Regions from separate parts of the Homo sapiens genome. Here region 1 is linked to region 2. Evidence: read pairs that join two places in POLR2A ChIA-PET (ENCODE). Cell type or tissue: IMR-90. All regions are shown on one strand. Links, peaks and the distances in the headings refer to the core of each region. The heading gives the core; the rest is flanking DNA.

Region 1 (2,920 bases), core at 241-2,740, 100 kb before region 2:
CATGGGACTGGAATAGTCATAGCAGGAGCTCAGACATCATAAACGTGGCATAGGGAGGGCTGGTGGAGGAGCTAGCGGGTATGGGTGGCAGCTATTCATTCCAAAAGTCTTGAAATTGTTTCACGAGCAACACATTTCACAAGTGCGAAGCCCTTCTCTGGAGCCAAGATGAGCTGGCAGAGCACTCCTGTTTCTCTAGTAGCAAGTGTTCCTTTGCCCAGGGGCAAAAATATTAATACTCCTTCAGCACTGCATTAATGCTTAAAGATTTAACTTTTAAAGAGATCAGCTGGTGCATGGTCGAGCTTTTCCATCAGCTGGCAGGGCTTTTTCAGTAGGTGTCCTTCTGGGCAGGGCACTGGGGACAGCTGACGTGAAGGTGAAGAAGAGCTGTCGTTTTCCTCCCTTATATCCCACAACCTTGGTCCCAAGAGGAAAAAAAAGAAGATGGTGAGAAGTCATCCAAGCAGACCCCAGACCCATACTAGTGCCTCCTTTCCTGTTTCATATCCCTGTGCAGCCAGCTGGGATCTCTTGAATAATCTGCTCTGGGGGCACTGAGATTGGACATACACCAAACAGCGGAGATCGACCAAACGCCTCTGTTGGGCAGTGTTTCCTGAGGGTTCTGTCCCATTCTGTAAACTAGGAGGCTGACTAGCTGACAAGGAATTTTATTCTGTTGGGTATTTACATGAACCTATGTGCCACCTGGGGTAAGACCCTGTGGTAGGTAGAAACATGACTTCCCAAAAATGTCCACATCCTAATCTCTAATTCTGTAAATATATTCCCTTACTGGAAAAAGAGACTTTGCAGGTGTGATTAAATTAAGGATCATAAGAGGGAGAGATTATCCAGGATTATTTGATGAGTCTAATATAATCATCAGGGTACTTAAAAGAGGGAGGCAGGCTGTGCCTGGTGGTTCACGCCTTTAATCCCAGCACTTTGGGAGACTGAGGCGAGCGGGTCACGAGGACAGGAGTTGGAGACCAGCCTGACCAACATGGTGAAACTCCCCCTCTAGTAAAAAAAAAAATACAAAAATTAGCCAGGCATGGTGGTACACACCTGTAATCCCAGCTACTCAGGAGGCTGAGGCGGGAGAATTGCTTGAACCCAGGAGGCAGAGGTTGTGGTGAGCTGAGATCGCACCACTGCCCTCCAGCCTGGGCAACAGAGCAAGACTCCATCTCAAAAAAAAAAAAAGAGGGAGGCAGTGGGATCAGAGTCAGAGAAGGCAACGTGATGATGAAAGCTGACATTTGAGTGATGCAACCACAAGCCAAGGAATGCAGGCAGCTTCTCAAAGCTGGAAAGGACGAGCAATGGATTCTTCCCTACAGCCTCTGTGAGGAATGCAGCCTTTGATTTTAACCCCATAAGGCCGATTTCTGACTCTAGCCTCTGGAATTGTAAGATAATTTGCATGATCTCAAGCCACTAAATTTGTGGTAATTTGTCACAGAAAGCAATGGGAAGCCAACACAGGCCTTATTTGTTGACTTATAGATGCATTTTTCTTTATTTCAATGTACTTTTATCAATGGTCTCATGTAGGGTATTGCTTTCAATGAAGATATTAACATAGTTTCAACTTTAAGGTTTATATCTGGAGTTTCTTTAGAAGCTTCACAACTGACCACTTAGTAAACAGTAAGCATCTGTTAAGTGCTTCTCATATGTAAGTTCATTCAATTCTCACAATCACACTATAAGATAAATATGATTATTAGCCCATTTACAGATGAGGAGACAGGCTCAAAAGACTTTTATGCAACCTGGTCAAAGTCATTCACTGGTAAGCTGAGGAGGTCTGTCCACTTCCTTTTGCTGCCCCCAGGGGGTATCAAGCCTGGCAGTTAGTGTCAGCGACTTAGGAGGTGAACAAGTGAGCAGGCCTGTAGGACCTGGCTAAACTGCCCCAGGTCTCTGTCTACAGCCTCAAACCTGTGGCTGTGGGTCCCAGAGACAAGGCCTCCTCAGCATCAGAGAAGGATGCCTTTGTCTCAGGGTCATCAACCTTCTCCAGGTTGCTCACCCCCTGCTGTAAAGGGGATCCCCAAGACCGCTCATCAGACAAGGAGCTTGGGAACTGAGGAGACACAGTCAGCCTCCAGGAGTGCCCAAAATGCCCTCACATGCTGCATACAGATTGCCACAAATAAAGTACATCCACATTCTGAAGACTCTGTCCTCATCACCAACCAGGCTGGCCCCTGGTGAGGGCTGTAGTGGTTGAGGCCTTTGTTGGTAGACAGTAGGTTAAAGCAAGCCATGATTTTCTATTGGGAGGCTTCAGAATCAGCTCAGCTGTGTTTCCAAGACCAGGAGGGCAGAAAGCAAACCATCCCAGGCAAGCAGTCCATGGGCCATGTCAGATGTCTAGACGTTATGGGTCTGTGTTTGCTCTGCCATTCCTCTCGGAAACTATGATGCCCTGTATGGTTTACCTTCAGTCACAGGTGACTGGCCTACAGGGCCATTCCTTGTTCCAACGACTTCTCGAGTATAATTAATCCCCAGGCATTTACGGCCAGAGCAGCCGGCCAAATCCGTGAAGTGCAGTGGTTGTTTTAAATTATATTAACTTCTTGGAAACTTATTTTAGGGAGAGAAAACTCAGTACTTCTCTCTATCCAATCTTGAGTAAAAATGTTAGAAGGGACTGGTGGAGAGCCTCCCAGACATCCCTACACATAGACTTTGGGTTGACATTATCTCTTTGCACCTTCCTTGAAACTTTCTTCTAAATTAGGTGCCTTCCCTAATTTAGGCACCTTCCCAGTACTAGTCTGTGACCTGTTAGGAACCAGGCCACACAGCAGGAGTTGAGTGGCAGGGAGTGAGCATTATTGCCTGAGCTCCGCCTCCTGTCAGATCAGCAGTGGCATTAGATTCTCATAGCAGTCCGAAT
Region 2 (2,920 bases), core at 159-2,658:
ATTGTTAACTCCTTTGTTCTCATACACCCCATGATCTCCTTCATCAGGAAGCTTACTGTCTTTCATATGTCTGCTGCTCACCACCCCACTGCTATCACCCTGGTTGTAAGCCATCGTCATCTTCTCCCCTCCCTTAGATTACTGCATCTCTGAACTGGTCTCGCTGCTTTTATCATTGCTGTCCACCCCTCCTCCTGCTTATTCTCAACATACCAGCCAGGATTTATTTATTTATTTTGAGACGGAGTCTTGTGCTGTCACCCAGGCTGGAGTGCAGTGGCATGATCTTGGCTCACTGCTACCTTGACCTCTTGGGCTCAAGTGATCCTCCCACCTCAGCCTCCTAAGTAGATGGGATCACAGGCATGTGCCACTGCACCTGGCTAATTTTTTAATTAAAAACAATTTTTTTTTGTAGAGATGGAGTTTTAAAAACTATGTTGCCCAGGCTAGGCTTGAACCGCTGAGCTCAAGTGATTCTCCTGCCTTGGCCTTCCAAAGTACTGGGATTACAGGCATGAGCCACCACGCCTGGCCCAGGATAACTCTTTTTTTTTTTTTTTTTGAGATGAAGTCTAGCTTTGTTGGCCAGGCTAGAGTGCAGTGGTATGATCTTGGCTCACTGCAACCTCTGCCTCCCGGGCTCAAGCAATTCTCCTTCCTCAGCCTCCCAAGTAGCTGGAATTACAGGCACATGCCACCACACCCAGCTAATTTTTGTATTTTTCGTAGAGACGGGGTTTCACCATGTTCGCCAGGCTGGTCTTGAACTCCTGACCTCAGGTAATTTGCCCACCTCGGCCCAGGATAATTCTTTAATAGTGTAAGTCGAGAACTATCATGTCTGTGCTCAGAGCTCTCCACTGAGTTCACAGTTTCCTTAGAGTACTGTAAAAGCTAAAGCCTTTATATCCAGCATGGCCATTCTGGCTCTCTGGTATCTCTTTGACCCCACTCCTTACCTTTTCCCCCTCGTACACTGTGTTCTCAGGCTATACTGGTCTTCTAGCCAGTATATGCTCTTCATGCCAGAAGCATGCCAGACATGCTCCTACCTTAGGATCTTTGCATTGCCTGTTGCCTTTACCTGTAATGGTTTTCCCCTAGATATATGCCTGTTGGCTCACTCTTTTATTTCCTTAACATTTTAACTCAGTTGGCACCTTCTTGGTGAGACCCAGCCCAGCCACCCTGTTTAAAATTACACCTCTCTTCCAGGACTTCTTGTCCACCTTCCCCTGTTTTAATTTTTCTCTATAGCACTTTTCACCTAACAAACATATCATTTACTATATCTCGTTGGCCTCCTTCTGCTGGAATATAAGCTAAATGAAGACAAGTGTTTTGGTTCCTTTTATTCACTTCTATATTCCCAGCTCCTAAAATGCTATCTTAATAAATATTCTTTTGGATGAATGACTTGAATGAATTTGACAAGTTATTGTAATGTATGTGGTACTGTTTTTTAAAGATTATATTCTAGTGCGAGAGACAGAAATAAAGTAAATGAACAAATTATTATGAATCAGTTAATACAGTGAAGAAAATGAACATAGTATTGGATTAGAGATTAGGGAAACTCTATATAGGATTATGGGGTGATCAGGGAAGGTATCTGGGATGAGAGCTAAAGCTGAGACTTAAATAACGATAGAGCTAAAAATTAGTGGCCAGGGATTAAGAAAAGTGGTATAAGCAGAAAATGGCATTTGTAATATCTGAGGTTCAAAAGACATTCCAGTATAGGAAGATAAATGCTTTTGAAGAATGAGTTCTTACTAATATTTATTGGGAGCAGGAATAATGCTTCTGGAGTTTGATTTCATTGTTTTGAGGAGCAACAGCTCATTTGTAGTAACAGGACACACTGTGAAAAGTGCTAGATACCTGGATTACATGCCCTTTCTCTGTCTCTCTGTGTTCCTCTAGTAACTTGAGTTTATCTCATTGTACTTACATATAGGGGTATAGTTTGGTGTCTGTCGTGCTACGTTATTCTGTGAAGGGAGATTCTGTCCCGTTTGCATTTTTGCTATTCCCACTCTTCACTCATATAGTACCTTTGTATGGGACTTAGAAAAAGGCCTTCTCATTTATTCCTTCACCCTTGGCTAGTGCTGATAAACCCCTGCATGTCCTACAATGTCTGCTAGTTAGTAGGTGCTCAATAAGTGTTTAATGATTCATGGCTGTTATAGCTGCTGAGTCAGTTAATGCACATATACTTAAAGAAGTAGGTGTACCTTATGATAATCATTTCTGTATTTCTGTTGATTAACCTAGAGTACTATAGTTATGGAAGTATTTGTACCTAGTTTCTGATTTGATTTTTCTTAGTTTCAACCTCCAAATTTGTATAACCCCAAGTATATTAGAGAGAATTGTTTTGAAGCAGGAATGACTCATGATAATGTAAATCCTCTCTTTAGTAAGGGTTCATAATATGGCTGAGGTATAGCTGCACTTTAATTTTGAAACCTGTTTTTCCTCTGACTCTTCAAGAAATATGTTTATTTTAAAAAATATAGAATTAGATGAAGCAGAAAGTGAAAAGTACACCTAACCCCACCACCAGAGCTAATATCACAAACCCTTTCTTTCATTAAACAAATATTTATTGAGCATATGTATCACTAGGCTTACAGTGATGAGTGAAAACAGATACAGCTCTTCTCGTGGAATTTACATTCTTGTGGGGACAGATTTGAAAGGTAAATGTAAAAACATAGGTGTGGTAAGTGCTACAAAGTAGGAGTATGTGATGCGGTAAGCATATAAGAGGGGGACTTCTAGCCAGGACGGTTTGGGAAGACTTCCCCGAAGAAGGGATGCTTGAGCTGAAAGAGAGGTGAGGTGTGTGTGTGTTTTGTAATGTGATAGATTCATTTGTAATTCATGATATACCGTAATTTTATAAGGT

Evidence for each region. Peaks named below come from ENCODE experiments on the same cell type or tissue, not always from the same donor. Only the 100,000 strongest peaks of a DNase experiment are listed, where the experiment ranks them.
Region 1: POLR2A ChIA-PET joins it to region 2 with 6 read pairs; 7 of 35 experiments call an interaction of 5 or more read pairs at or near these places.

The regions. Positions count from the first base shown.
Region 1 is chr5:136,037,522-136,040,441 of GRCh38, forward strand. All of the region lies in intron 2 of TGFBI (transforming growth factor beta induced), which reads left to right. Among named protein-coding and RNA genes, the nearest start is that of TGFBI, 10 kb to the left of the region's middle. In IMR-90, for the core only: no CTCF peak of the experiment used is centred there; a DNase peak (open chromatin) is centred at 1,300; H3K27ac peaks cover 543 bases.
Region 2 is chr5:136,139,476-136,142,395 of GRCh38, forward strand. The region is part of intron 1 of SMAD5 (SMAD family member 5); the gene reads left to right. Among named protein-coding and RNA genes, the nearest start is that of SMAD5-AS1, 6.0 kb to the left of the region's middle. In IMR-90, for the core only: no CTCF peak of the experiment used is centred there; no DNase peak of the experiment used is centred there.